2 separate regions of the Homo sapiens genome follow, and region 2 is linked to region 1. The links are chromatin contacts, found by Hi-C or POLR2A ChIA-PET in ENCODE. All regions are on one chromosome and are shown on one strand. Each heading gives the region's core, a stretch centred on a gene start or an enhancer-like site at or near the end of the contact. The rest is flanking DNA. Distances are from core to core; before and after follow the strand shown. Region 1 has its middle 27 kb from the start of TBC1D7-LOC100130357. Region 2 overlaps PHACTR1 (phosphatase and actin regulator 1).

Evidence for each region. A loop is a pair of places that touch in the nucleus more often than their neighbours do. ChIA-PET counts read pairs that join two places held with the same protein, here RNA polymerase II (POLR2A). Pooled maps may share reads with other maps.
Region 2: a pooled map shows a loop between it and region 1 (2.1-fold over the local background). The contact joins two enhancer-like sites. A Hi-C loop is called at or near these places in 1 of 168 maps with a recorded cell type or tissue (B cell), 3 of 37 single-sample maps with no recorded cell type and 9 of 50 pooled maps. POLR2A ChIA-PET finds 5 or more read pairs at or near these places in 3 of 52 experiments (OCI-LY7, WTC11 and activated B cell).

Annotation. Positions count from the first base shown.
Region 1 is chr6:13,353,821-13,357,089 of GRCh38, reverse strand. No RefSeq gene overlaps it. Among named protein-coding and RNA genes, the nearest start is that of TBC1D7-LOC100130357, 27 kb to the right of the region's middle. RefSeq lists a silencer at 1,385-1,474. Within about 2 kb of position 1,494, at least 12 of the 41 ENCODE cell types and tissues checked have a DNase peak (open chromatin) inside an H3K27ac peak, as active enhancers do; they include B cell and OCI-LY7, where a contact is called at or near this core.
Region 2 is chr6:13,284,740-13,288,008 of GRCh38, reverse strand. PHACTR1 (phosphatase and actin regulator 1) reads right to left here. Exons shown (of 15, transcript NM_030948.6): 14 at 1,787-1,863; 15 at 172-946. The coding sequence ends at 931. The region is part of intron 8 of TBC1D7-LOC100130357 (TBC1D7-LOC100130357 readthrough); the gene reads left to right. The region is part of intron 3 of LOC100130357 (a long non-coding RNA gene); the gene reads left to right. Among named protein-coding and RNA genes, the nearest start is that of TBC1D7, 42 kb to the left of the region's middle. Within about 2 kb of position 1,673, at least 3 of the 41 ENCODE cell types and tissues checked have a DNase peak (open chromatin) inside an H3K27ac peak, as active enhancers do; they include B cell and OCI-LY7, where a contact is called at or near this core.

The DNA of each region.
Region 1 (3,269 bases), core at 245-2,744:
TCCCAAAGTGCTGGGATTACAGGCATGAGCCACTGTGCCCAGCACTGACCATTTAAAAGAGCGTCTTTGCTTACTTCCTTCTTAGCAGTGTTTAAGGGCAACCATCGCAGATTGAGCTCAGCCTAATTTCAAATTTGCATGACATAGAGTGTTTTATGGAGGGGCTGGCCTTTCCTTTCTATCTTTTGCTGAGTCTTAGAGAATGCTCATGAATGTTCCTTCTGGTCTATGGTTTCCCCTTCACTTAAAAATAAGAATTAATACTGCAAAATCTGAAATCTCATTCACTCCTTCATGAGCAGGTCCTGATATAAATACATCCAGAATTCAGTCCATCTATTATGATAACATTGTAGCAACCCCCTGTATCCACATAGATTATTGTCTTGAACATATGACATTCTCATACCACATGATTCTGCAGTAAATCTAACAGCAGTTCTAAATAAGGCCAAAAAGGAGAGTGCTTTGTCAAAACTAAAAGCACCATCCACCCAAATGTGAAGTGTCATCACGATGGCATCCATTCCCCTAAGTTTCTTTCAGCAATGTGACTTGAGAACCAACCCTCAATGAAAACTCGAATCTCCTAACCAGTTATATAAATTTTAAATCTAGGAGCTAGTTCTTCTTTCATGGATTTTGGATTCTCTTTGTGATGTTGGTTTGTCTCAATTTAGTCCCATTTCTTGCTTTGTAAACCTGCGATTATATGCCTCCTAGTAAACCACATGATATGATCAGCGCTGCTTTCATAGTCTCTGAACTGTTGCTTAAAAAGAACAGATATAATTGCATGGTAAGTCATTCAGGTTGCTCTTTACTGGTGAAATGAAGAGAAACCTGGGTGTCCTCTGATGTCTGTCTATACACCCCACCTCCCTGATTCACAGAACCATTTTCCGGTTTCACTTCTTGCTTCTTTTATCTTGTGCATTTTTAGCACCTGTTGTGACAAGCCTGGGTGACTCGATCTAAAAAATGAAATGACTTACAATTACTGTAAGAATGAATTACAGATACATGATGTATGCACAACTCTGTATAGAAATGAAAACAAAAATAACTTCACCTCACTCTAATTCATAGGCTACCATGTTATTGACCCTTATTTACCTAACTTTTGCTTAAGCAGGAAAGATCCCTCTGCCTAGATATCCCCTGGGCTTGGCGCCCTCACTCCTCCACCCCAGCCCTTATGCATTTGGCAGTAGTAATGGCCCCTGCAGGGAATGTTGTCCAAGAAGTCTAGATGATAGAGATGAAGAAGGCACATCACTTCACAGAGTTTATGCCAAGTCACCGCCAGAAGCGCAGTGTTACAATTTACTTAAGCCAAGACTGCTACAAAAAACTGATGCAAATGGAAGCTATTCAAAATCCTTTGCCTTGTGCATTCAAGTTGAGGCTCCCTTTTGAATCCTATCTCTGAGTCTACATCTGCTGGGTAAATTCCTGAACGATGACTTGAGCTGTGACAGCTTTTGTAGCATTGCTGTGGTCCAACCACAACTCTGTAAGATAAACTACCTAAGCTGGTTGTTGGACTTCCTCTAAAATGTCATTCTAATTATAGAAACACCTTTCTTTCCTGATTTTATACAGATTCTAATCACCTTAACTGCTTCTCTTCAGCCATGAATGAAAGCGAAAGATTAAGTCACTTTTAGAAGCCTTCTTGGGCAATTATAGATTAATTCATTTCTCGCTCATTGAAGGGACTCAATCCTAGAACAACAGTCTGGAATACATGTGTATGTATGCCCCTTTGTCTCTGACCTGCTCATCATTGGCCATCAATGCCCTGGGAAGGAGGGACCCTAGGAAGGCCTGAGGGGCTGCACCTGATGTGCAGGTCATGTGCACAGACCCCACAGGTTCAGGCTCAGTGTTGAAATTCCCTATGTCATTAACTCCCTTGTAGGAAGGATGAAAGGGTCTAGATCAGATTTAAGTCAGACATAGGCTATTTGAGGCGCCTGTGGGAATGGCAAATCACTCCAGACTCCTCAGAAGCAAAGGCCAAGCAGGCCTGAGAGCTAGTGAAACTCCAGGGAGAGGAGCAAGACCAGGATCTGCGCTTTCTCAGCTTCCCAAAGCTGTCTGTCTCGGAACTAACAAATGAGGCTGACTCTTCAGAGTTCTAGGCCAAGGGATCCGGACTTGACACTCAAGTTTCTGCCATGAAGCAAAAGACAGAGCTAGCCTGGAAAGAGCAGCTCTGTATCACTCCGGCTGTGAAGTGCTAAAACTCGACATCTCCCTGAGGAAACAGGAGAGAAGAAAGGATGGAGAGAAAAAAAGAGAGGAAGGAGCTGGCATTAATGGACCAGCAAGGGAAGGAGAAGGGAGCAGGAAAAGCGGTAGTTCACGTAGGGTAAATTAGATGAAGGGGAACAAACAGCGAAAGGTCAGAGGGCTCTGCACTTAAAATAAGGAAGCTTGTGAAGATAAGTAAATGTTGCCTGAGATATCTGAAGTAGGGTTCCTCTTTGGCTGACAAGCCTTAATCTGCACTCTGGAAACAGCTTGTATGAGGAGGAGGACGGCAGACAAGGAGGAATGAGGGAGGAATTCTTACAGGAACCATCTGGCTGAGTCACTTTTAGGGCTGTTCAAAGCTACCCAACTGTTGACATTTCCTGGAAATTCTTTAATGCCAACAATTGTGTTAAATGAGCAACATCCTTAAGACCCCGAGTGCACCTTGGATCCCCTCGTCCTTTCTTGTTGCGTTTGCGATTTGCAAATCCCCTGAACCTGAAGTCTTCAAGGATTCAGCATCTGCCATTTCACCATGTGTTAGTCCCCTCCCTGGGCCCCTTCAAACACACTCTCCACTCAGAAATCTACCATTTAGCCTTTATTTATTTATTTATTTATTTATTTTTGACGCACGCACAAGGCTTCTCACTCCTCCTCAGCTTTCAAAGAATCCACCCACTAGGCTGTCACTTCAATCTGCTGTCTCCTCCTGCAGCACAGAATTTCTGAAGAAAGTCCCCAGGTGAACCAGCCTGGCCAGCAGAAATGGATGCTCACCCACTCCATCTAGCCCCTGGCCTCTGCTCTCCTGGACTCCCTGGCTCAGTCCTCAGATCAGTTCCGGAACTTCTCTCCTTAGGTTTCCTGTAACATCCGGGTTTCTCCCTTACTTGCTTAAAACAACCTCTTGCTTTCATTCATCCATTCATTCACTCTGAGGCCATCTGAGGAAAGCTTCCTTACCTGCTTTCCTGATGACCTAATATATGCTGTACCCACCTACT
Region 2 (3,269 bases), core at 424-2,923, 69 kb after region 1:
AAGCCATATAATCAGCTTCAAGGCGCACAGAGAAAATAAATGTCAGCCAAGCAGTTTCTGACCCCACAGGATTCAATAGGGTCCTCCCACTCAGACTTATAAACAGCACAGGAGTACCTTAGCAATGGCTGTGTGTGTGCGTGGGTCACTCATGACACTGGACACTCTGGACACAGTTGGGTTGATTATTTGAACTGAGCATATGACATCTTTCCCCTTCTAAACCAGAGCTTCCTGAAAGGCAGCTCAGCTCAGGCAGAGGGAGCAGGATGGGTGCTCAGTGCCAGCCTTCGTAGCCAAGAGGCAGCCAGACTCCCCCAGAAATGGGCCCTTCCCTTTTGTTCATTGTGTGGGTGGTGGCTGAAAGGAGGGAAAAGCCAGGGGCAACTGAGAAGTGTTCACTCCTTCTTGGCATCAACTTCAAAGGGCCCCCAAACCAAATGTCATGTCTGGAGCCAGTACATTTGGCCAAGTGTAGAAGTCCAACCAGATCATTAGCTTTGCACAGTACCCCCAAAACAAACCCACCCCTTCAGCTTTCTTTGGACTCAGATGACAGACACTTGTGAGGAAGAGGTTTGCTGGAGACTTCATGAAGGTAGTGCCTGCTGGGCCTGGCTGGAGAGGACAAGGACCGTTCCACCTGCCAGACAGTCTTCAGTCAGGGCCCTGCTGGTGCCCTTGGCACTGCCGGGGGTTGGGATGCATTTTGGTGTCAGAAGTGGGACCAGCAGCTCGGACCGCCGAGCCATCACTTTTGCGTTTTCACACATAAAATCCTGATTGTGTTTCCTTGATTTTTCTTCTTTTTAAAAAAAAGGCAGTTCAGAAGATTTACATCGTAATGGGGAAGTGAATAAATACCAGCACTTATGGTTCTTATAAATTTATGTTTTGAAGACAGCATAGCACTCAAGAGGAATTCGACTGTTAAGGTCGGTGAAACCTAAGGAAACAAACAATTACATCAAGACCAAGGGGCTGCCAAAGGTGCAGGATTCAACAGTCCAATCTCCCATCTTCAGGGAGGTTCTTGACCGTGAGAGGGAGGTGCGAGCTTCCCACCGTCATCCCCACAGGAGTACCACTGAACACACACCTGGCTTTGAAAGTTTCATCTGGGGCAGCCCTGGTGGCCTCCACCTCCTGCCATCAGCCTGGATCCAGCAGCAAGGTGCAGAACCCAATCTGTGTCTCTGAGTCTCTAGACTAAATACTTGCTATATCCTATTTCTCTAAATGTTCCCCCCAAAAGAAAGTCAGAATTAAATCAATGGCTCTGTTGCTAACTAGCAATGCAACCTTATATAATCCTCTTAATCACTCCATGCCTCGGTTTTCCCAAATATCATCATGATGCTGGACTGTCAGGGAGAATGTCAGGGAATAACAGAAGTGGTCCACTTTGGAAGTCCCGTGTGGATGTGGTATTTTGTTCAGGTTTGGCCTCTGCTGACTGGTTGCAAATTGGCAACAATCTTTTCTCCTTGACCTAAGTTTTCACAAAAACCCACCTTGGGGTCGTTGGTAGTCTGGTGCTTATCAGACCTTTAGTTTAAATGAGTGAAACTCAGACTTTGCAGAAAGTTGGTTTTAGCCCGGGCCATCTGTGTTCCACTTCCTCGTTTCAGTAACCTAAAGTGGAACCGCATGCCTGCCTTCCTACTATCTTCCCTCTCATGGCACCCTCCAACCCACTCATGTCCCACAAGTGGGAGAGCTTTATTTGGAGATAAATATTGCAACTTGAGGGAAAAAAAGGAAAAAAAAAACCCTTAATACTAACCTTGTTAAGTGTCTACTCAATTCATGAACTTCCATCTCAGTGCTTTTGAATTCATTGAGCTCCTTTCGGATGGCAGCCTGGAATCAACAGAAGCCCATCAATGTGCAATGGGAGAGAGACAGAAAAAAACTCCCCTTTCAGTTCATTCCTAACAACATATTTTTCTTCTTCAACAAAGACAAACAAGTTTAAGATGGATTCTTTCATTGGGAGGAAGAAAAATCACCTGAGATGTCCTTTAAAACAAAGATTCCCCTCCTTCCCTAAATCTAAGTTGCAAATGATGACAGGCTATTGCCCAAAGTGTGTTTTTCTTCCTCTTTTCATAGAGCTGTGGCATTGAGGCATCAGTGGTGGTGTACACCTACCCCACACTCCTGGGGGCCCAAGAACACATTCAATGTCAACCTCTCATCTTCCATAAATAAACAAAGCTCAGCACAGGCACAGTGATGCCTCGAGGTGGAGACTTCCAGAAGGCGTGGATCAAATTCTCCAACCAAATTAGGGGGACAGGTGATGGCCAGCTCCCTACCAACAGTTTGTTTTTGCTCTTTTACAACTTCCCTGACTCTTCAGTGATGTATTTCACCATGTGAGATACATTTTGAATAACCTCACATGTTCTGAGATGATCCCGAATCACCCCATCCTTATAATACTGCCACTGAAGACACAGGGCCTGGAATCAGACAGCAAAGAGAGGCCATGAGAGAGCAGGGGAGGAGGAGGGGCTGGTAAAGAAGGCAGCTGGGGCCAGAGACAACCTCACTCCTTCCTCAAGGGTGGAAATTGCAAACGTGTGCCTTCTTGCATAGCTCTGTCTATGGCCGATACTTGCTTTGATGGGAATATCAAGGCCCCAGGAGTTTGAGGAGAGAAAAGTCTTCCTGTAGGATCAGAATGGCCCTCCCCAGGAAAAGAAGGCTGGCTTAGGTTTAAGTGCCTGGGTAGCAGCTTTGGGGGTGGGGGCAGGGGTCACCCCATGCTTCCTGTCTTCTGTCCCCAACAGCCATTGAGAAACTGGATATGTTTTCGGCCTAAGAGCTACTCAGAACTCTATGAGGGTGCAAGTAGAGATGTCTGTGGTTTTCTTGCACACTTGCTAATATCCTTATCCTTGCAAGCATACCGCAGAGAGAGTGTGGACAGGAGAGGACAAGAGTGAAAGCCCCTTCCTCTTCGTATTTAGATGACACACTCCTGGGGAGCTGGGTTTGTCTGTCAGGGGCATGGCAATGCCAGTTCCTGGGTTGCTCCCACAAATTCCCTTGCAGAGAAGATGTGAATGCTGTGTTTACAGAGGAGGGCACAGTCTTCCACACATGGTGTCTGTGGGTTGACCCGCCACAGGCGAGGTCGTCTCTGGAAGTCTATCTGCCTCTTGCTGCTTCCGTCCCAGCCAAGTGCAGCAATGTGCCTGCATACATGTTTCCTGCACCTCCTGGATCCAGGGTTGGTGATAATGTAGCCAGCCTGGGCC